Regions from separate parts of the Mus musculus genome. Here regions 1 and 3 are each linked to region 2. A link is a loop called in an ENCODE intact Hi-C map of the cell type or tissue named here. Cell type or tissue: left cerebral cortex. All regions are shown on one strand. Region 1 has its middle 8.6 kb from the start of Rnf169. Region 2 holds the start of Gm45994 (a long non-coding RNA gene). Region 3 holds the start of Pold3 (polymerase (DNA-directed), delta 3, accessory subunit).

Region 1 (8,000 bases), 200 kb after region 2:
GTGTGCATGAGTGTGTGTGCCTCTGTGTATGTGTGCCTCTGTGTGTGCATGTGTGTGTGTGCATATGTGTATACATGTACCTGTGTGGGCATGTGAGTATATGTGTGTGTGGCTGTGTGTACATGAGTGTATGTGTGTGTGAGAGAGTGTATGTGTGTGCCTTGATTGTGTATGTGTGTTCGCCTGTGTGGGCAAGTGAGTGTGTGTGGGGTGAGTGTGTGTGTGTTTGGGAGGGGCAATAACATGAGTGTGTGTGTCTGTGTGTGTGTGTGTGAATGTGGAAGCTGGATGTTGATGGCTGGTGTCCTCCACCATTTTCCACTGTGTGTATTGAGACAGGGTTTCTCACTGAACCTAGAACTCACTGTTTGGTGTAAGCTGGCCAGCCAGCTTGTTCTGGGGAGTCCCTGACTTTGTGTGATGTGGTGCTATTATGGGGGGAGCTGGGGGGGGGGAGGAAGGGGACCTGTCACTACATGGATCTGAATTATAGTTCTCGTTCTCATGCTCTTACTGAGAACACTTCCTAGGCAGCCACCACCCCAGCCTGGCATCTTTTATTCACCATAATTCTTTTTGAAGAAATATTTTGGTTTTTAAAATAATGTTATACAATGTATTTTAATCATATTCATCCCAACTCCTTCTCTTAACTCCTCCCAGATAACCCCCCATGTCCCACACTATCCCAGCCTTATGTTCTCTTTCTTAATTAAATAACTCATCTATTCTAACTTTCGCTGTCCCTTATTTGAGTATAGGACATCCACTGCAGCACAGTCCCCCTTCTGGAAGCTACATCCTTTAAAAAACTGCCTTCCCCCTCCAGATGCCATCAAGGGCTCTCAGCTCCTCCGTTGGGCTCACCAACCCTTTCGCACTCTGACTCTTGGCTGTGCGGACGTTGTGCGGGCAGCCACAGCAGCTGAGTTCATGAGTGCCCTGGTCTTGTGTTCAGAAAACACTGTTTCACTCTGGTCCTCCCTGACCTCAGGCTCCTGCAATCTTTCCACCCCACCCCCATTCCGTGGTGGCCCCTGAGCATTGGGGAGAGGGAAGGATACAGATGTCCCGTTTATAGCTGAACACTCCGCAACTACTTCTCTGTATTGTAACCAGTTGTGAGTTTCTGTGTTCAGCACCATCCACCACACAAAAGAAACTTCTCCGATGCGGTCTGAGAGTCTTGCTAGTCTATAGATAGAGAGCTAGGATTTTAAAGGGCAGTTTGATGCTAAGTCCATTTAACAAAATCATAGTAGTAGTTGACCTAAGTCTTACACATGATCTGTCTCTATCATGTAGTGGGAATTGTGGTTTCTTTAAAAAACCCAGTTATGTGAATGTCTTCGTTCTAATCCCAGGTGTGGGATATGGGGCTGCTCCAGTTTGTCCACAGCTGTTAACTTAGATTGTCTTGTGCTCGGGGGGGGGGGGGGGGGAGGTGGAGTCCTGAGATGGTCTGTGTGTTGGCTGTTGCTGGACATCCTGATAACAAAGACTGGACTTGCCCCAAGGAATCTGATGACTTGAATCAGCAGGAAGTCGCCTATAGAGGGCCACACCCATTTTCCCCTCTAACCTTCTTTTCTCCTATCTAGTGTTGGGGGTTGGAAGGGATTAGGGTGGAATAAGGGTTAGAAAGGAGGTGGAGACAGAAGAACCCAATAAAGTAAGAAAACGCCTACACCAATACTTCCATGATCTTGAACACTCCAGGATGAGCTGGACCTTAGGGGTGTGTGTGGATGGGACGGCATAACCTTGGGGTTTTATTGTTTTCTTAATAAAACAAAGGATGGATCCTAGGCCCCTTTCATCAATGCTCTCACCAATGGCTGCACATTCTTCCATGTTCTTCTGTGTGCACGCACTGACTAGACTTGTAAGCCAGGTTCCCAACCTTCCTGGTGCTGCGACCCTTTGTTATGAATCATAATGTAAATATCTGATATGTAGGATATCTGTTACAGGTTAAGAACCGCTGTGTTAGGCTAACGAAGGAAGACATGAAGTTGGTATGGGGGTGGGGCTAAGGGAGTCTGGGAAAAGTTGGAGGAAGAGTGGGGGGTTTGATAGGATCAAAATGAATTGTATACACATATGAAAGTCTTAAAGAGTGGATTAAAAAAAAAGATAAAGCATTCATCCAGCTGCCTCTCTCATATCTTCTCCCAGACTTTGTAACAGCCGCCATAACAGCCAGGTTTCCCTCGGCTTGATGGGTGGGCTCACTGCACCTCATCCCTAGGACAACCTTTTTTGTAGTTTAGTGTAGAAAATTGGCTTGGTCTGCTCACCTGCACACACCACTGCTTCCGGTCATAAAAACTAAGTATTCCCTGCGTGCAGGCAGTCCAGGCCCTTCTCGAACTGTGTTGCTTGAACTCAGTGGGGTTGCTACTTACCAAGCCGTGCTTAGAGAACAGCCCAGTGAGTTCAGGAATCTTCAAATAGTCCTCATGCACGAGGAGGCGCTGTGCCGAGAAAAGTGAGTTACAGGAGGAATTGTGGAGGCTAGCACGCATGCGCACCGGCAGCATCTGACTCACACGGACCCGGAAGCTTAGACTCAAGGCTCCAAATTCTAGACATCTGATTGTATAATACTGTCACCAGTACCTCTGCCACTGCTTCTTTTATTTGAGACAGAGTCTTCATGTAGCCTTGGTTGTCCCGGGGCTGGCTAGGTAGACCAGGCTGACCTCTAACTCACAGGGAGCTGCCTGGTTCCACCTCCTGAATGCACCCATTGAAGGAGCATGCCATCATGTCCAGCTAGTTTCAGTTTTAGTTTTACTTCTGTGCATGTGTGTGTGCCAACATAATTGTGTCCTGTTTGTGTGTGCAGTGACCTCAGAGACCAGAAGAGGGGATTAGATCTCTGAAGCTAGAGTTGAGGTGGCTGTAAGCTGCCTGATGTAGGTGCCAGAAATCGAACCCCGGTCTTCTGGAAGAGCAACAAGTGCTCTTAACCACTGAGCTATCTCTCCAACCCCACCCTCACCCCTGCTTCTGCTAACATGTCCAGTGGCTCCTTGAGTGAATTCGTGAACAGCAGCAACTCTACAGCTGATGGAAGAGTTCTCCCTCCCTCCTCCCCCTCTCTCCTCTGCTTCCAACCCTCCTCACCTCCCACCCACCCCTGCTCCCCTCCCTTCCTCTCCCTTCCTCCCTCCCTCCTCCCTTCCCACCCACCCTTGCTCCCTCCCTCCTTTCTCCCCTTTTCTCCTTCCCTCTATCCCCTCTTCCCTTCCTTTTCCTTTCATCCTGTCTTCCCCCATCCTCTCCTCCTCTTCCTTCCTTCAGGATCTCCTTGGCATTGACTTTGTTCTGTGCCTAGGCTGTCCTTGAATTTGCAGTCCTCCTTCCTCTACCTCCTGAGTCCTGAGATTACATGGCCGTGTCACCGGCTGACCCCAAACTTCTCTACTTCTCCCCCCTAATCTGATACACATGTGGCAGCTCCTCAGAATCTGTCTTTTCCATCCTGTGCAGGGAGTTTTGTGCCTCTAAGTGCTGGCTTCCTCTCCTGTCCCTTCCATTTGGAATTCCCTTTTTCTTGGTTGAGTTCAGATCCTTCCTTTGGATCCAGTTCTGTGCCCACCTAGTAGTGGCTTCCTTCTTTGCACCTCCACATGGTTTTATCTGCACCACTGTTAAGGAATCCTTCAAATTGCATACAGCACAGGCAGTCTGCAAGACAGCAGTGAAAGTGCTGGAGATACTGTTGGTCAAAACACGCTCCCCAGCCTCCTGCTCTTATAACGTAGTCTGGAAATCAGTCATGTTACGTAGAAAACATGAAAGAAGTGTTAGCTAGGAATGATGGCACTGTGAGTTAGACACCAGTTGGTCTACATAGTGAGTTCCAAGCTGGCAAGGGCTGTGTGGTGAGACCCTGTGTCAACAGAAGTGCAGTGAGACAGAAAGAACATGGTAGAGCTGGAGTTGTCAGAAGCATTGGTTTCTAGTTCACATGATTCACTAAAGAGCTTTGACCGAGTCCTTCCCCTCCTTAAACCTTAGCTTTCTTCTTTTTAACAAAGGGGTTTGGTTAGAAACCTCTGATGATTTCAAATGCCAGCAGAGCTCTGAGTGACTTTGGCTTCCCAGGAACTGTTTGGAAGAGGCAGTGCAGGCTCTGTTTGCCCCCTGGTGGTCACTTGGTGACATCACAGTCTGGGAGGCCCGGGAAAACTAGCTGGCTGTTCCCATGGATGGGAGAGTAGAGCTGAGACCAGCAAACAGATTGTGAACGAAGAGCCATCACCCAATGACCATTCTAGAATAGACAAAGAAATTTTATCACTTGTCACTCTGCTCTCGGCCTTTAACTGACCCATCAAGCATCAGTTTCTTCCCAAACTAGAGACATTTTCTTCTGAGGCAAATTCTTCATTCTGCTCACTTTATCCTCTTACCTGTTCATTTATGACAAAATATGGCTTCACTGTGTCTCACACTTGTCCTCGAATAGGACTATGGCCACTTCCTTTTGGGGACTTGGTCTAGGCAAAGTGAAGCTAGTAAGATTTCTTTGTTGAGGTTGCTAGGAGTCAGGCTCTGTGAGAATAAAGCAGGTCTGAACTATAATATGACAAGCCCTCGCAAGAGAGAAATCTGTCTCTAAATGTCTTACTGTGAAATGGGGTTGGGTAGAGCTATTTGCTGATTTTTCTCTTATATTTTCTATCATAAACACGACATACGTTTAAAGCCACCTCTGCCCCCTTATAAACAGTAACTATATATAATATAATTTTTTTCACTCATTAAAGAAATTCTGTAATAAATCAAGCTTGGTGTGTCCCAACACTCTGAGGCTGGAGATAGGAGGACTGGTGCAAATTCTAGGCCAGTCTGGGCTACAGTGTGAGACTTTATCTTAAAATGAGGGTTGGGAGAGGGGAGGGGAGGAAAGCGAAAGTGATTACTTAGAATTTCTAGTCAGGGTCTAGGGGACAGGAGAGTAGAGAAGTCTCAGAGTCAGGGAGAAAGACTGTGGGGGTGGCAGACTTTGAAGGAGGTAGAGAGAGTGGGCCCCGCTGCACGTATAATCAAGTGGATTTACAGTATATACATAGGAAATCTTTCTTCCTTTCTCTCTCCCCCCCCCCCTCTTTTTGACAGGACTTCTCTATGTAACAGCCTTGGCTATCCTAGAACTTAAACTGCAGATCAGGCTGGACTCAAACTCAAAGATCCAACTGCCTCTGCCTCCCTAATGCTGCCCTGCCAGAGATAACTAACTGCTCACTACAAGCATTCTTGTTTCTTTATTTTATTTTAATGTATTTTTAATTGGATATTTTATTTATTTACATTTCAAATCTTACCTCTTTCCCTGTTTCCCCTCTGCAACCCCCCCATCCCCTCCCGCTGCTTCTATGAGGGTGTTCCCCTACCCACCCACCTACTCCCTCCTCACTGCCCTAGCATTCCCCTACACTAAGGCATCAAGCCTTCACAGGACCAAGGGCCTCCCCCTCCCACTGATGCTAGATGAGGACATCCTCTGCTACATAAGCAGCTGGAGCCATGGGTCCCTCCATGTGTACTCTTTGGTTGATGGTTTAGTCCCTGGGAGCTATGGGGGTTGGGGAGGGGGAGTCTGGTTGGTTGATATTGTTGTTCTTCCTATAGGGTTGCAATCCCCTTCAGCTCCTACAGTTCTCCCCCTAACTCCTTCATTGGGGACCCTGTGCTTACTCTGATGGTTGGCTGCAAGCATCCGCATCCCTATTGGTTAGGCTCTGGCAGAGCCTCTCAGGCTCAGCTATATCATGCTCCTGTCAGCAAGCACTTCTTGGCATCAGCAATAGTGTCTGGATTTTGGTGGCTGTACATGGGATGGATCTCCAGGTAGGGCAGTCTCTGGATGGCATTTCCTTCAATCTCTGCTCTACTCTTTGTCCCTGTATTTCCTTTAGACAGGAGCAATTCTGAGTTAAAATTTTGGAGATGGGTGGGTGACCCCCATCTCTCAATTGGGGGCTGTGCTTAACCTCTGGATATGATTTCAACAGGTTCTCTCTCCCCTTTGTTGGGTATTTCAGCTAATGTCACCCCCACTGGGTCCTGGGAGTCTCTTGCTTTTCTGGCTTTTGGGACTTTCCGGTGGCTACCCCAGTTTCCCATGCCCCATTGAACACCTCTCTTCAATTTCCTGGTCCTCTGTACTTCTCCCCTGTCTTCTCCCATACCTGATCCTGCCCCCTTCTCCCCCTCCCCCTCCTCTCTTTCTCTCAAGTTCCTCTTGCCCACCCTCTACCTCCTGAGAGTATTTTGCTCCCCCTTCTAAGTAGGATTGAAGCACCCACACTTTGCTCTTCCTTCTTTTTGAGCTTCATGTGGTCTGTGAATTGTATTGTGGGTATTCTGAGCTTTTTGCCTAATATCCACTTATCAGTGAGTGCATACTGTGTGTGTTCTTTTGTGAGTGGGATGATTTTACCTCACTCAGGATGGTATTTTCTAGTTCCATCCATTTGCCAGTGAATTTCACGAAGTCATTGTTTTTAATAGCTGAGTAGTACTCCATTATGTAAATGTATCACATTTTCTGTATCCATTCCTTTGCTGAGGGACATCTGGGTGTTTCCAGCTTCTGGCTACTATAAATAAGGCTGCTATGAATATAGAGGAACATGTGTCCTTGTTATGTGCTGGAGCATCTTCTGGGTAAATGCCCAGGAGTGGAATAGCTGGGTCCTCAGTTAGTACTATTTCCAGTTTTCTGAGGAACCGCAAGACTGATTTCCAGAGTGGTTGTACCAGCTTGCAATGGAGGAGTGTTCCTCTTGTGCTTTCTTCGTAATAGATTTTTTTTTATGTGTTGTATTTTGAAACTCACTGAATGGTAACGGTATTAACTATTGGATGTTATTCCATGAAATTGATTTCATAACATAGGATGCATCAAGCCTTGTACCTGAAGCTGCCCTGTGTCATCATCCCCAGCCTTCCTTCTTGTGGCTGAATTCTCAGTCTGTATCAGTGCTGAGTAAGGCGTACTGTAGTGATCTCTCAGCTCCATATGGGTGGGGAGAAGATACTGTTTTTACCCCATATTCATAACTACAGGTTTGAGAATTATTCCTATAAAATTCATGTGCAAAGATCCTTTAGTCCAAATCTTTTGATTGCTCCCAAAGATCTTGATTGCTTTCTTCTATAAATAAACAGGCAAACATGCCCATTGTGCAAGGCTGACGGGCTGGAATGAGATAAATAAGCCGTTACTGCTTAATGTGGTGCCTGCCATGTAGTATTTGCTCTGTAAATTCTAGTTTTGTTTTTTAACCACTTTTTCTTTTTAATTAATTTTAAACTGTTTATGGTTATGTATGTGCTGTCTGCATGTTTATCTGTGTACTTCAAGTGTGCCTGGTGCCTTCGGAGGCCAGAAGAGGGCCTTGCTGTCAGAAACTGGAATTGCAGGCATTTTGTAAGCTGCTCATGTCGGTGCTGGGAATTGAACCTAGGTCTTCTGGAATGCTTTTAACCACTGAGCCATCTCTCCAGCTCCATTAAGACAGCCTTTTAGTTTTACATTTTTGGGGTAGGGAGAGGTAGAGAGGGAGAAAGGAAGAGAGGGAGGGGGTGACCCCTGTGAATGCCAGCCTTGCCTATGAGGATCAGACAACTTGGAGTCCGTCTTCTACCACCTGGGGCTTGAGGGTTAAGCTCAGTTCCTCAGGCTTGGGGGACCTAGTTCATTTCCCCCCAATTTTCTAGGCTTATTTCCAGCCCTATGTTCCTTCTTCCCACATTGAATTGCTTAGTCTGAACACCATCCCTTAACCCTCCATCTCTGCCACACAGACACACAGACACACACAGAGACACACACAGGCACACACAGAGACACACAGACACACACACAGACACACACACAGACACACACACACACACACACACACACACAGCCGAGCTTTGTTGCCTTGGAGCCTCAGTTCTTTCCTTCCTTCCTGTCTATTGCGTGAACTCACTGTTAG
Region 2 (8,000 bases):
GAGAGACTGTACAAATTAACATAATCAGAGATGAAAAAGGGACATAGTAACAGACACTGAAGAAATCCAGAGAATCTTGAGGTCTTTGGTTAAAAAAAAAAATCTGTATTCAAGCAAATTGAGAATTTAAAAGAAATGGATAATTTTCTCAATATACATCCCTTATCAAAGTTAAATCAAGATCAGATAAGAAACTTAAACAGACCTATAACTCCTAATGAAATAGAAATAGTCATTAAAAGTCTCACAATAACAACATCAAAAGCCCAGGGTTAGATGGTTTTAGCACAGAATTCTACCAGACTTTCAGAGAAGAGTTAATACTAATATTCCTCAAATTATCCCACAAAATAGAAACAGAAGGAACATTAATCAATTCTTTATTTACTTAATATAGTACTTTAAGTCTTAACTAGAGCTATAAGACAACTGAAGGGAATCCAGGGGATGCAAATTGGAAAGAAGGCAATGCATCTTTATTTGCAGGTGATGTGGTAGTATATATATATACAGGACTCTAAAAATTCCACTGGGAAACTTTTACAACTGATAAACACTTTTCAGAAAAGTAGCTGGATAGATAATTAACTCACAAAAATCAGTAGCCCTCCTATGTACAAATGACAAATGGACTGAGAAAGAAATCAGGGAAACAAGCCTCAAATAGTATATATATATATATTATTTGAGGCTTGTTTATATATATATCTTGTGGCAACTCCAACCAAATAAGCAAAATATTTGTAGGATAAAAACTTTCTAAAACATTGAAAAATATATCAGAAGGTGGAAAGATCTCCCATGCTCATGGATCAGTAGGATTAATATAGTAAAATAGCCATCCTACCAAAAAAGAATCTTCAAAGTCAACGCAATCCCCATCAAAATTTCAATACAATTCTTCAGAGATCTTAAAAGGACAATTTTCAGCTTCACGTGGAAAAACAAAAACCCAGCATAGCTAAAGCAAACCTGAAGACTAAAAGAACTGCTGGAGTTATTACCTGTAGTGAGAATTTTGGTTTCTTTAAAAACACAAAAATGTTATGTGATTACATTTTTGTTTTAATCCAAGATGTGGGATATGAGGATGCTTCAGATTGTTCATAGCAGCCATGATTTGTCTCATGCTCTGACAGGGATGTGGTTTTGCCAACTAAAGATAGCTTATGCTTGGAATTCTGGCACTTTTCAGAGGGTATAAAAATGCCAGAGTCTCAAGAGGCTGAGGTGGCTGCAAATTCTCCTGCTGCTGTGGTTTGTCAAGTGGTCGTAAGCAAAGAAATAGAGAAGAAATTGTATATCCTGACTTGGAAGATTGGACTTGCCCCAAGGAAATCAATGCCCCCAATCAGCAGGAAGTAATCTAACAAGATTGAACTTCCTTTTCCCTCTAGCCTTCTTTCTTTCCTACCTAGTGTTGAGGGGTTGGAAGGGTGAAAAGGGGTGGTAAGAAAAAGAACCCAATAAAGTAGCCAAAAGTCAGAATCAACACTCTCAATTTCAAAGCTGGACTAGAGATCTATAGTAATAACAATTACATATGGTATTGGCACAAAAGCAGACATGCTGTTAAATGGAATCTAATTGAAGACCTACACATAAATCTACACACCTATGCACACCAGATTCTTGATAAAGAAGCCAGAAATACACACTGGAAAAAAGACAGAATCTTCAACAAATGGTGCTGGACAAACTGCACAGCTGCATATAGAAAAATCCAAATAGATCCATACTTACCACCCTGCACAGAACTCAACTCCAAATGGACCAAAGACCTCAGCATAAAACTGAATACACTGAACCTTATAGAAGAGAAACTGGGCAATAACCTTGAACTCCTTAGCAAAAGAAAAGACTTTCTGAACATAACACCATTAACACAGGCACTAAAATCAACAACTAATAAATGGGGTCTCATAATACTGAGAGGCTTCTGGAAAGCAAAGGACACCGTCATTCAGACAAAGTGGCAGCCTACAGAATAGGGAAACGTTTCTCCAACTATACATCCATTAGAGGGCTAATATCCAAAATATAAAGAACTCAAGAAACTAGATATCACGAAAACAAACCACCCAGGTGAGTTCCTGCTTACATTCTATGTTCTAGCGTCTTTGGTACACGAAGCTATTCTGCCCACTACCAAAAGAGAAATGCAAACACCAGCCCAGCCACAGACTTTTTATCTACCGTGGTGTCTTACCTGTAAGATATGCTAGGGCAATGGTGGTACAAAGCTTGTGGGAGTAGCCAATCAATAGCTGATTTGACTTAAGACCCACACCACAAAATAGAACCCATATCTGACACTGCTTGGGTAACCAAGAACCCGAGACTAGCCCAGGGAATTAGTGGTAAACAAAAAACTACTGTTCTAAAACAAAAACAAAAAACCCAAGCCAAACCAAAGCATGGCAATAAAATGACTCCTTAATGATATTTCTCTATACTCATAGATCAGTGCCTCATTTAGCTCTCACCAGAGAGACTTCCTTCTGCAGCAGATGAGAACAAATACAGAGATCCATCGGCCAGACATGATGCAGAGAGTGAGAGACCTTGGAACACTGGAAACCATGGAAAACCTGGAGGACTGTCTTTGGTCCACTGAAGTTACATTGAAGATACTCATTGTCCAAGCAGGTATGGACCTGACAGAATAAGAACCAACCCTGAGGCTTGGTGTCTATTCTTTGGGGATGACTTTGCAGTCATCACTGCCAGAGAGACTGGGAGGGGCCAAACACAGTTCCCCATTACCCATTCATCTTCCTAGTTTTGTAGAACCCATCTCTCTTCCGTGTAATTCTTGAAGGGTTCCTCCCCTAGACAAACAAACTCTTCTTTAGAAGTTTATACAATGGAAAAAGACACTTCCAAGTATGTTCCCCCTGAGGTAAGGAAAACCCTCTAACCTTCAAAAGACTAAATGTTTTTCCAAGTAGAAAATATTTCTTTTTATTAACTCCAGAACAAGAGAATTGATTGATTGACTGAGTTATGCGTCTTTCTCAAACTCTTCATCTTCTTTGCCGGTTTCCATGACTACTTTCCCTGAGACATTATATTTCACAACCAATGCTATTATGTCAGATAGGAAAACAGAGGGGAGGGGGAAGAGGGAGGGTGCCATGGATTTATTACTCATTCTCTTCAGTTTTTAGGTGAGAATCATAGCAACTGTTTGGAATTCCGCATGTTCCAATCATTAGTATCCCCGTGGCAACAACGACTGTGGCAGGTAGAAAAACAAAACAGACTTGGGGGATCGCGTGTAGAGATCAGTTGAGAATATGTTATGGCACAGAGGGTGTGGTATTAAGGTGTTGAAACAGGTTATGACACTTGTGTTCCTAGAATATGTAAATAGAAAAACAAGGACATAAATGATGAGCCAACACTTCCCCCCTTCTTAGAGTGTTGAGTGTCTGCCATATCTAAGGCAATATTCTACACTGTGAAGGAAGCGCTGCTCTATGGGGCTGCGCCATCTAGCGGCTACTTCTTTCTAGTCAGCGCTGCATTGCTAGTCTCTTTTTTTGTTTGTTTGTTTTATTTTTGTTTGCTGGAACCAGTAACTGCCTCCTTCACTATTATCACCCCATTCCTCTGATCTAATGGACAACAACTTTGGAATCTGCTCAGTGTTAATGTGGTTCTTGAGCAGACATTGACTCCTTGGAAATGGAGAATTGTATACAGAAGATTTGGGGGGGAACACTTTGGGAAGATGGGGGTAAAGAAGTAAGGATGCAGGAGTGAGCAGATGACAAAAGCTAACTCAGTATGGTTGTGATGGAAATCATGGCTGACCCTGGAGTTCTGGAACTGACATGGCTGCTCGGAGCTATCCCAAGCTAAGGTGATGGGGTTAGACCATCTTATTAGTTCATCACTGGTTGTCAGGGTCCCCCAGGAAGAGGCATCCCTTGACTCACAGCAGTGTGTACCAAAGGATGCAGTTGTTCATCACATACCCGCTTCTTTCCTCTTGACTAACCTCTGATTCCTTTACCCCCCAGGAGCTTACTCTCTGTCACGAGTTAGCCACTGCTACAAACGTCTTCTCTGATTTCATCAGGCAGATCATGTTCAGGATCCTCAGGAGCACTTGAAAGAATAATCTTTTTCCATAAAGGGCTGGCTCTGAAAGCCTTGCTTTGTCTGTGCCTCCTGGGCTTACACTGATATGTTAATATTACGATCCCAATGAGAACAGAGACCAGACTCATTGGTGCCATTGTGAGGGTCAGGGGGAGATCAAACATCTCAAAGTCCCATTCACAAGACAGATTTATTTATGTTCCTAAGGGTTCCATAATTGCCATCTGAGAAGCTCCAATTAAAGTGGCAACATTTCTTCCTTCTGGCAACGTTATAAGTGTTTTGATTTTGACCAGTTGTGTCTGAGAAAGAAGGGTGGACTCAAGACTACTAGCTGTCCACCAACGTATGCTCGCCTATTCAAAAGTAGTCGACAGTGGCTGGGACATGAGTAGCCAGACAGACCTCCTGTATCAGCTTCCCTTGCAGCCTGTTGGAGGATAAGTCCTTGTAAAAGGGTCTAAGCAAAAGAAATGTATGCAGCTTTTTGCCATGTGTGTTTTAGAGTAAACCTCTGGCCCTGGACTCCTATTCTCTGTTTCTCCTCACTGAGCACAAAATCAACAACAGAAAGACTCTGAGGAATACATGTTAAAGCTGGCTGGAGTCACTGGATGTCACCGAACAACAGACTGCAGCAGCACCATCAGCCTACTCTGGTTACCACCGGTGGACCATACTCGATTGCACCTCCTAATCAAGTCTTTCTAATTCTTTAACCTCAACTTCCAGAACCATCCACAAATACTTCCTTTTCCTCCTTCTTTGGTATATGCATGTACATATTTGTGTATGTGCAGCTGGAGGCCAGAGGGTAATTCTGGCTGCTGTTTTTCAGCTTTCTTGTTTTATTAGATACAATCTCTTATTGGCCTGGTGCTTTCCAAGGAGGCTAGACTAGATGGCCATTGAATCCTGGGGATCTACTTGTCTCCCCTCCCCAGGTGCTGAGATTGCAAATACCTGCAGCCAAGCCCAGCCTCTTTCAAAGGCAAGAGCTTCCCTGAGAGCATCCTTTCTCTCACAGGCATCCTTTCTCCTCTTTTTTGTATTTTGTTTATTTTTCAAGACAGGGTTTCTCTGTGTAGCCCTGGCTCTCCTAGAACTCACTCTGTGGATCAGGCTGGCCTCGAACTCACAGAGCTACATCTTCCTCTGCCTCCTGAGTGCAGAATAAAGGAGTAAAGGCATGTGCCACTCCCGCCCAGCTCCTTTTCCTCTTTTGACCTTCACATTATTATCTGTCTCTCCTACTTTCTATGCTTCTAGTTAGTGCTATTATACTTTTGTTTTTTATTTCATGTGTCCTTCCCCTTACCCCTGTTATTGTAACCTAAGGTGACTTTGAACTTACTAAGCAGCTGTGGATGGTCTTGAACTCCTGATCCTCCTACCTTACCTCCCAAGTGCTAAGATGGCAAACATGAACCATCCCACCCAATCTCCATCTTGTCTCTGAAACTTGAAGACTCCTTTAAGATGGGACACTCTGCTCCTGTTTCCCAGCTAGCACAGCTGTGATGGATGCTGGTGAAAACTCTTCATCTTTGGGGAGTGGTTATGTCATCAGCTTAGCGTTGCCCCTTCCCCAGAGACTGGTCCTCAAGCAAATGTGAGCATGCTTGGGTGTTGGAGGGAGTATCTCTCTAATCGCCAGCAGGCCTAACATGGTAAAAAAGGGAAGCCACAAAAGGTAGAACTAACTCAGCAGCAAACATTAGACCCTTCCCTAGGAACTACCCTGTTGCTAATTCAACCAAGAGCACATCCCGGTGAGCTTGTTTCTCACTGTGCTCTCCTGCAGTAGCTCATGGCTGCCGGCCCTCTCCACAGAACTTTCCTCCTCTGACCAGAACCCCCTCACCTCCTCCTCTAGTCTTCCCATTTGAGCTGCATGACTTACGATGATGAACTAACGGGTCCCCTTACCTCAAAAGAGTGTATATTTTGCAGATACTTTGTGTCCCAGCCACGTATGACAGTTCCCTGTGCATCAGACCAAGGCTAGGCACACCCTGAGATGCGCTTTGTTAGGCTCTTTCCCTCCCCTGTGCAGTTCATTCTGTCCCTTGCATGGTTTTCCTGCCAAGCATCCCTCACCAGGAAACATCTGTCTTGGGGTCTCCTTCTAACATCACTGGTCTCAACCCTTTGCTCTCAAAATGACTTTCTCAATTAGTCCTGGGGAATCTCAGATTTGGCCTGTGCATGCCACGGGCATGATTAAGTGGTTTGTTCTGAAGACACTTGGTCAAGCATAAGTGAGCTTTTTTGAAACAATTATAGGGAATACCTACTATGTTATACTATTGTGAGACATTAACACCTGAATTAAAGACATGTAAATCCATAGGCCGGTGTCTGCTATAATGCAGATGCCCTCATGGATTGCTTGCTAACTTATGCATGACATCATGTTTTGGCAACGCTTACAGTATAGTATGTACGCAATAAATATATCTGGTCCATAAATGAGTCTCAAATTTTGCTTTGAGAGTCAAGATGATGTTCTGAGATTTGGCCAGCAGAGGGCAGAACGAATGCAGACAGCGATCTGGTGGGCTGAGTGATGTCTCACTATCATGCGACAGCTACCTCTGGGGTCAGTTTGACAGAGAGCTGAGAGGAATGCCTTCATCAGAGCATATTAGGATGCTACATCTACGCCTTAGAGTTCTAGAATTTTGTTTAATCAGACCCTCAGTAGTGAGACATACAGCATTCCTTCTTTGTGAATTCATAGTTCCTGGTCCTGAGGTCCCTCGAGCTGCTTCATCTCTGCAGGGCCTGTTTGAGCCATGAGCTAGGCTGTATTCTTAGTCTCCCCTGCGCTCGTGTTAATATACATCGGGTTTCTGTAACTTGCAAGTAAAGGAACTGGAATTATCCTGCTGAGTGTGTGTGCTGAGCCTCCTCCACAAACGTGGACACTGGAGTCATAGAGCAACCGCACGGGCCAGTTTTCTTCCTTCTCTCCAGGTTCCAAGAATAGTGTGTCTGAATGCCTCTGCTCCAAGCTCCCCTTGTCTTACTTTCTCCATTCAGTCTGCTGCTTTCTTCTACAATTCAAAGCTCAGTTCTGTCCTACCATTCTCTGACCACTGCTGAACAAGTTAATCTTATTTCTCAAAGACACAGCTTTCTTCACCTGACCGCTTCTTACCTTATTTGATAGCAGTGAACATTTTACTTGGATTTTTAGGGTGGATAACCTCTAAAATCCCATTGGCTGTAGACTTCAGAGTCTGTTGTCTTGCCTTGTCTGATGTCCTTAAGGAAGTCACCTCTTCCCTCTCAAGAAGAGATGAAGAAGAGCTCAGAACATGGGCCCAGAATACGTTTTCAGAGATCCAACATGACTGCTCATGGCAAGATGTGCTCTTTTGAGCTTTCAAGGAACACGGAATCATTTATTTTACTGTTTTGTAAAGATTTATTTATTTCTGGTTTGTGTTTGTGGATGTTTGCCTGCATGTATGTCTGTGTGTCATATGCATGCCTGGTGCCCTCAGAGGCCAGAAGAGGACACTGGATGGTTGTGAGCCATTACACGAGAGCTAGGAACCAACCCTGGGTCCTCTGCAGGAGTAGCCTGTGCACTAATAGAGAAGCAGTTGGCTTTCCTGTCTCAAGGGAGAAGCATCTTTCCTGCCCCTTAGAATGCAGCTATGGTATGCTGGGTCATATAAGTCAAGTATGACACGCCCCACTGACGTGGAAGGGAAGACCACCTGTAATCCTATGCCACTGAGATAACTGCTGTCAAAAATCCTTTGAAAGATTGCTAAATGCAAATATATATGTTTCAGTGAGGCCTTCTGGGAGGCACACAGAGACCCCTTCGATGGAAATCAGACACAGCAGTGAGTGGTTCCAAGTCCAGGACCTGG
Region 3 (8,000 bases), 67 kb after region 2:
ATGCATGTGAGTGCAGATATCCATAAAGGCCAGAAGAGGGCACTGTATCCCTTGGGGTTGGAGTTGCAGTTGGTTCTGAGCCATTTGATGTGGGTGCTGGGAACCAAATCTAGGTCCTCTGTAAGAGCAGTATCTGCTGTTAACCTTTGAGCTGTCTCCAGCCCTCACAGTGTCATGCAAAGGGTGTGCGTGTGTGTAAGGGATGTTTGAGACAATCCTCTGGGGTCTCTAGCATCAGTGTGCCTTGAAGAACTCAAGCCAGCTTAGGACCTGGATTTGGTCCCAACTGTGCTCCCTTTGGCCATGCATCTTCCTGCCTATCTGATCACCAGGCCCTTCAAATGAGCTGGATTTCCCGAGGCAGCTTATCAATAATGGTCACTCTGATAAAAGACCATAAAAGAATTTCAGTGGTGGAAGGACAAGGAAACAACGCCTTCCACAAACGATATTCTATAGTTCAACAAAAGGGATTATAGAGCCCAACAATACGCAATTCAACCTCACCCTTCCATCATTCAGTTATCTGTCAACAAATATTTGCTAAGGGCCCACCCCAGGGCTATGGCTAAGTGGGGGCTGGGGTTGGAATGAAAAGGCCTTTTGAGGATAGCCCAGTCCCTGGGAACCAAGTCTGCTGAACGCTCTTGCAGATTCAGCCTTTCGTTCCTGTAGCTGGAGGCTCTGACTGAGACCCCTCCACTGAGCATGGGGACCAAGGACAGCCACAATACACAAAATCATGAACGTACTTAAAATAGTAGGCGGGGTTTGGTGTTGATGTTAGTGTTGCTATTGTTGTTGTTGTTGTTGTTGGTGTGTGTGTGTGTGAGAGAGAGAGAGAGAGAGAAGAGGGAAGAGGGAGGGAGGGAGAGAGAGAGGGAAATTGAGATTTTCTCTGTGTGTTTCTTGTAATTAGACCACACTGTTTTTCAAGCATGGACTCTTCAGATGAAAATGTATTATGATGTCAAATAGTTGGGTACCCCAGCCTTACATGGAGGTGCCCCCAGAATGCTTATCATGATTGTCTTAGTCAGGGTTTCTATTGCTGTGAGGAAACACCATGACCAAAAAGCAAGTTGGGGAGAAAATGGTTTATTTGGTTTACGCTTGCAGATCATTGACGGAAATCAGGACAGGGTCTCAAGAAGGGCTGAAACCTGGAGGCAGGAGCTGATGCAAAGGCCATGGAGGGTGCTGCTTACTGGCTTGCTTCTATGGTTTCATCAGCTTGCTCTCCCTTAATGATCAGTAATTTAGAAAAGGCCTTACAGCTGCATCTTATGGAGGCATTTTGTCAACTGAGGTTCCTTCCTCTCAGTTGACTCTAGGTTGGGTCAAGCTGATACAAAACCAGTCAGTCAAAGACAGTTGCTAATTAGAGACACCCGCTGCATTTCCTCTAGGGGAGGTGCAGATGTGCTAGGAACCCTATAACCCTCCACAGGCCCTCCCAGCTCATTTCCACCTGGCTAACTGGCCAGAGGCATCTCCAAGTCTTCTTGATTTTCCTCACCTTTCACCTCACAGAGCCCTAGCAGTCCAGCCCCACTCCTTGGCTGATGTCCCCAGTGGCCTTCTAATTACCAAACCCATCCTGTTCCTCTCAGACCTTCCACAGTGACACCAGAAGGGGCACTGGTACTTTTGGGGATTCAAACTCACTTCTTTTGTGAGAGCCCCAGGGATCTTCCACCCTGTTACTTCCCTTTCTCGGGGTTTTCTTCACTGTCCCTTAACTGCTGGTCTTCCCTGCGCTTTGGTCTGTCCTCAGTCCTCCACATTGCCTGTTACCCTGTATAACTAACTGTCAGGTTACTGACCCAAGCCTGTATCTGAGGACAGGCATGGTCCGGAGCCTGCTGGACATGTCCAAATGGGGATTCCTGCTTATTTTCTCTTACAATGTGGTCTTTTCCAAAGCACTCTCCAAGCCACGCCCCCTTCCCCTCCAGTGAAAGAAACAAAGGAAAATATTTTAAGCAGATCCAAGAGTGGAATGGAGGGAGGCTTCTGGCTGTTTTTTTTTTCTTCATAAATGATTGAATTAATTATTTAAAATACACATGGGAGGGGTTGGAGAGATGGCTCAGAGGACTGAGATTGGGTCCCAGAACTTATTGCCAGTAACTCCAGCTTCAGGGGATCTGGTGTCCTGTTCTGGTCTCTGTGGGTACCTGTACACATGTGCATGCACACACACACACACACACACACACACACACACACACACACACACACACACACATATACATACAATTAAAGGTAAAATAAGAACTGGGTGTAGTGGTAGATATCTCCAGTCCTTGCCTTTGAAGGCAGAGCCAGATAGAGCTCTGTGAGTTCAAGAACAGCCTGGTCTACATAGGGAGTTCCAGACCAGCCAAGGCTACACAGCAAGACACTATATCAAAACAAACAAACAAACAAGCAAGCAAACAATAACAAAAAAGAATACAACAAAATCTTTTAAAAAAAAGAGGTACATGGCCTACTGGACCCAGGCGTGGGTGAAATCAGAGACAGGAGGGGTGGTGCAGGTGAGAGAGAACCAGCAACTGTGTGTTCTCCACACTTATGCTTGATAACAGATTTTACATTGACACACTGATGTGTTTTTCACAATAAGTACCTGGAGGCTTATCGTACTGTCCTTTGGATTCCAGTCCAGAAGTTGATGTGACCTGGCTTTGCTGGCTTTACACGCCACAACATTGCTTATACAAAGTGTAACACATACTGTCATAGAAGGACTTTTTAAAAGAGGCTGTAGGCGGGTGTGTGTGTGTGTGTGTGTGTGTGTGTGTGTTTATACTTTGCCTGCTTGTGTGCCTGTATACCACCTCTGTGCAGTGCCAACAGTGGCCACAAGAGGGCATCAGAATACCTGGAACTGGAATTATAGCCAGTTGTGAACCACCATGAGGGTGCTGAAACTCTAACCCAGGTCTTCTGGAAAAGGCAGTGCTCTTAACTGCTGGTCCTTCTTCCAAGCCCTAGAAGAACCTTTTTGACAAAAAGGAACTGTGGGCTTGTTATCTGCTGTTAAGGCATACTAAGACAATATTCTGGGTTTATTTCTTACATATTTTGCCTACAGTGAAAAGACATGGTATCTAGCCCCAGATACCCAAGTTCAAAGTTATCTCCTTATTTTCTGTTTTTAATTGTGTTTAGTCACCTCCTTTGGCACCATAACCTTCAATTGTAACCTCAGACTGTAAATTCTACGATGAAGACCACGTTGTGTTCCTATAAGGTCATATAAGACCTGGTATATAGGCAACAGGTATCGAATTCATTAATATCCATCTGTCACATCTGTATCAATAAGGCCTGTGTCTGAGTCCTGGATCCCAGGGTGGGGTTAACCTTCCTATCAAAGGCCTGCCCCCTTGCTGATAACTGGGTTTGGGGATCTCGACTACATGTAGGTAGCGTGTTCCTCAACCTGTCCAACACTATCTATTCCCACTCTGGTCCCTGACAGAATCACAGTGCTCACTGCTGCCATGGTGGAGATGATGGGGAAGAGAAAGGGAAGGCTGGCCTTCTGCAGCTGATGACAACCTTAGGCCGAGTCTTGGTCCTCTGGCTCCCACTGCTGGTGTCGTGTGACACTGACATGCGTAAGTTTTGTTTGGCCATCTTTGGCTGTCGGGCTGATTGCTGGTGCTGGCTTCTAGACAACATTGATGTGTCCCAGCAGGACACACTGATATCAAGCTTTATCCTCAAGGCAGAGGGAGTGAAAATTCTGCTTGCTCTAAAGTCATGTGTGTGTGTGTGTGTGTGTGTGTGTGTGTGTGTGTGTGTAGGCAAAAGTGTGTTAGCTTCATTTGCATTTCATGTCTCAAAATATGGAAAGCCCTTCTGATATCTGGAATAAGACAATGGACTGATTTTCCATTGCTTGGTGCTTCACCTTTCCTGTTTTCTCTAACTGTAAAAAATCACATAGATCTGTAAAAAGTTAAACAGTTGGAAGACAAGAAAAAACCCAAACCTCAAAAAAACCAAGATGAGAACAAAAGGCAGCCCAATGCTACCACCAAAGCAAGCCCAGCTTTGAGACGGTGGGCGATTATTTTAGCATACCTGGACGGAAACATACTTGCTATGTATGTGGCTTGGAGCAAACTACCTAACTCTGGACAGTTTCTATAAAACTGAGATAAAGACTCAAGTTATCTGACATCTATATATTAGTATACAGGTAATATTTACATCCTAGATTGTTGACGAGATTACACGAGAATATTTAAATACAAAGTCTAACATGGCCCCTGCCCATTCAGTGATGGTAAGTCACAGTGGGCACATCAGAGCTCTACTTCTTTCTCAGCAGTATTTTCACTTAGCTCTCAATGCCTTCATTGTAACCAAACTTCAAGCAAAATTCATTTGCTGAGAGTCTATTACACGTGGGTGTTCTGACATTATGAATACAGTAAGTTTGAATTTTTATTTATTAATTATTTTGTGCATATACATGGGCCTGCATGTACCATGGTGTGTGGAGACCAAAGGATGACTCCAAGGAATCAGTTCTCTCCTGCCATCTTTATGTGGCTCCCTGGGACTGAACTCAGGTCATCAGGTCTGTGCTGCAAGCACTTTACCCACTGAGCTATCTCATTGGCCCCAAGATCATACTTAAAATAGTTTTTGTTTACACAAACCCTGTCTCAAAGTCCTTGCAGTTGTTTCCTAGTCACTCTTCCCATGAACAACATGAAGGTGGTTTGAAATGATGGGACCTCATCTTTTGTATGTGTGTGTGTGTATAAAGGGATAATAAAATCTAACAAGACTACTTGAGGATTAGGGTCACTGCTAGAGATGCCCACCACATGCTAGTTACTCAGTAAGTAAGTAATTGTGATATATCTGGGGAATATACATGAAACTAAAAGACTTTCTTCATCTCTTAATTCGTGGGAGGGAAAATTCCAAGGGATACTCTTCTCTGATTTGTTTTTGACCCTAAAACCTTTCAGTGTATTTGTAGACACAACTGTAATCTCTTTGACATGATCTTGGGTTTATTTACAGGCATCTGTTATGATTCTCTATGAAAACCACACAATGCATTTGCTGGGTTTCTATGAGACTAAATGAAATTTCATTTTCAAAGCACTTGCTCAATATGTTTGTCGTGTAACAACACAGTTACCAGCTATTATTAGTGTGATCGTGGTGAGCACAGCTTGAAGGTTTTATGTGTATCGTCTCACTTATAACTCCAGCCAAATAGAATGATTTGATTTCTCGTCTGCTCTTTTCCCCAGTCTTTTCACATCTTCCGGGAAACTCCTGGTTGACCCAAAGATCATGTCCCTAATCTAGTGACTCTTACTTGGTAGCTCTGGCTAGGTTGGAGCTCCATGGGTAGAACAGGGTGGTCTTCAGCTCACAAAGATCTGCTTGCTTTTGCACCACCACGCCTGACACCAACTCTTTTAAGCCACCCCTCCTCCCCCTCTTCCCCCTCCTCCCTCTCCTTTACAATGTAGGCTCCATGTGTACTCTTGGCCACAGCACTCCCCCGCCCCCAGCGGTGAAATATAAGGTTATGAGTCAGTCTACTTGTGGTAGCAGAGAAATCGCAACGTTCTCAGGTGCACACCGACAACCACGGGCTCGCGCCTCACTTCCGGTCGGTCTCGCTCCAACTTCCCCCTACATCAGCCCTGGCTGGCCTCTCACTAGTTTGGCCCTCACCCGCCGCCGTAGCGCGGCGCCTTGGTTGCCCTGGGAGACGACCTGTGACCCGAGAGTGAGCGAAGCTGTTTCCCGCCGGCGGGAGCTACGGCTGGGGCGGGTTGAGCGCGGGGCTCGAAGCCGCACCACCATGGCGGAACAGCTGTATCTAGAAAACATAGACGAGTTCGTCACGGACCAGAACAAGATCGTGAGGAGCTAGGACCACGGGGGTGGGGAAGGCGGGGCCGTGCGAGGCGGGTGTGCGGGGGACTGGGCCTGCCCGGTCGGCGAGGGGTCGCGACCCCCGGTGCCTGTGGCTTCTCGGGGACCGGCTGAGGTGGCCACTGGTCACCGCGAAACCCGCGTAGGGAGACACGCCCTGCGGGCAGAGCTTCTGGCGCGCGCCCAAGCCCCGGGGCCTTGGGCGGGATTGTGAGGTCCGGGGGCGTGGAGCCTGGGAAGCCAGCGGGGTTCGTGAGGCTTCCTTTCCCTGCTCTGTCGGGTGGTGGCCCCTCAAGACAGTTGAGACTGGCCGACTTTCATAGGCGACTGCCTGGTGCTTTACCCACCAGAGACAGTTTCCTCTTCCTGGAAATTTAAATATTGAAAGCAGCTTGACCCACCTCCTCGGGCTAGCGTAAAAATGAAGAGACTTGGGTGTGATGGACCTTTGCTGCTGTGAGCCCATGGACACAGTTTGGTACACCGACTCACACCTCCCGGGTCCTCCAGGCTTTTGTGTTATCCCTAGAAGTGGGATTTAGCCAAGGGTCAAATGACGTGTATAAACGCGTCAAGGGCCATTAGGGCTGGATAGATAAATTCTTGAATCCCAGGTCTGTCTCTTTCCCCTCTGCCTCTGTCTGCCACTCTGCCTCTGACCAATCTTTATTAGTCCTCTTATTGGGAGTGCATCGTTTAGCTTTGGAAGAAACAACAGACATACCGGGTCAGGGAAGGATGGAGGCTCGATGCCCCTAGTTCTTGAAATTACCCCATACTACATTTATCCATTTTTCTCTCTCTCTTTTTTTTTTTTTTTGATTCCCACACCACCTGTTCCTCTTAACATTTGAATAGTTGCAAATTTACTGAGAAGTTCCTGGGTTATGTGCTTTCAAGTAATGCTAGGTTTTAGATAAATTTTAGGATAGTTTTAGGTAGCTTCTTAAAGACAAGAGGGTCAGAGAGCTTTTAAGTAAGACAAGGAGTTTGAGCTAAATAATCTTTGGCTTGGCTTTGTAGACTCTTAAGACTTTTCTTATTATGTTTAGTGTCATGCGCGTGCGCGCGCGCACACACACACACACACACATAATTGTGCTATGTCACAATTATGGATGTCAGAGGACCAGTTCTCTCATTCCACCGTACGAATCCAACAAATCAAACCCAGGCTCTTTTTGTTTGTTTGTTTTTCGAGACATGGTTTCTCTGTATAACCTTGGCTGTCCTGGGAACTCACTCTGTAGACCAGGCTGGCCTTGAACTCAGAAATCCTCCTGCCTCAGCCTCCTAAATGCTGGGATTAAAGGCGTGTGCCACCACCGCCCGGCCAAACCCAGGTTCTTAAGGGTGTGGTAGCAAGTGCCTTTCCCCACTGCCCATCTCTCTGACCCACCTTTGTAGATTCTTTTGCATTGATCAGTCTGTGAAGCATCTTAGTGTTTGTAAGGTAAGTACCCTGGCCTTACTTGTCATATGGTTTTTTTCTTGTTGGTATCTGCTGTAGTTTACAGGACACAGCCATCCGAGAATAAGAGTCCCTAGGAACAGGCTCTTGGCACTTATCTGTACTCTGGAATCAGCTAATAAAACCTTAAAAATTGTTTTTTGTTTCAGGTGACTTACAAGTGGCTAAGCTATACACTAGGGGTTCATGTTAACCAGGCCAAACAGTAAGTTCATTTGACTGCTAATTTTAATAATATTGGAATTTTTCTTTCACTTTGTTTTTATTTATTATTTTCAGCATCATCTTTTTATTGTTTATTTGGAATTTTCACATCATGCACCCCACTCACACTCATTTCCCAGTCCTTCCAGGTCCAACACACACACAAATGAGTCCAATCTGAGTTGCCTGTATAGTCATGGGACATGGTCAGACTCCCAGTGGCCAGCCCCTTAAAGAAAACGTTCACTTTGTTTTAATTCTCATAGAACTAACTCTTAGGTTAGAACTGACTTTCTACCTGGGTCAATAGGAAAGAATATTACTTTCTCTGCCTTTTGACTACTTTTGTCTGTCTTTTGAACTGTGTGTGTTCATGTATGTAAATGTGTATGCA

The links. A loop is a pair of places that touch in the nucleus more often than their neighbours do. Peaks named below come from ENCODE experiments on the same cell type or tissue, not always from the same donor. Only the 100,000 strongest peaks of a DNase experiment are listed, where the experiment ranks them.
Region 1: it touches region 2 in a loop (4-fold over the local background); 11 of 42 quality-filtered maps call a loop at or near these places.
Region 3: a loop joins it to region 2, with 11 times the contacts of the local background. A loop is called at or near these places in 18 of 42 quality-filtered maps.

The regions. Positions count from the first base shown.
Region 1 is chr7:99,985,092-99,993,091 of GRCm38, reverse strand. No RefSeq gene overlaps it. Among named protein-coding and RNA genes, the nearest start is that of Rnf169, 8.6 kb to the right of the region's middle. In left cerebral cortex, CTCF peaks have their summits at 2,477, 4,162 (motif pointing left) and 7,421 (motif pointing right); DNase peaks (open chromatin) are centred at 2,494, 4,156 and 6,662.
Region 2 is chr7:100,186,462-100,194,461 of GRCm38, reverse strand. It overlaps Gm45994 (a long non-coding RNA gene), which reads left to right and starts at 1,796. Exons shown (of 3, transcript XR_001778232.1): 1 at 1,796-2,085; 2 at 2,463-2,649; 3 at 4,029-5,201. In left cerebral cortex, CTCF peaks have their summits at 3,497 (motif pointing left) and 6,640 (motif pointing right); DNase peaks (open chromatin) are centred at 3,465 and 6,636; H3K4me3 peaks cover 351 bases.
Region 3 is chr7:100,119,281-100,127,280 of GRCm38, reverse strand. Pold3 (polymerase (DNA-directed), delta 3, accessory subunit) reads left to right here and starts at 5,781. Exons shown (of 12, transcript NM_133692.2): 1 at 5,781-5,917; 2 at 7,552-7,607. The coding sequence starts at 5,858. In left cerebral cortex, CTCF peaks have their summits at 2 (motif pointing right), 2,869 (motif pointing right) and 3,593; DNase peaks (open chromatin) are centred at 3,609, 5,717, 6,078, 6,349 and 1 more place; H3K4me3 peaks cover 1,713 bases; H3K27ac peaks cover 1,351 bases.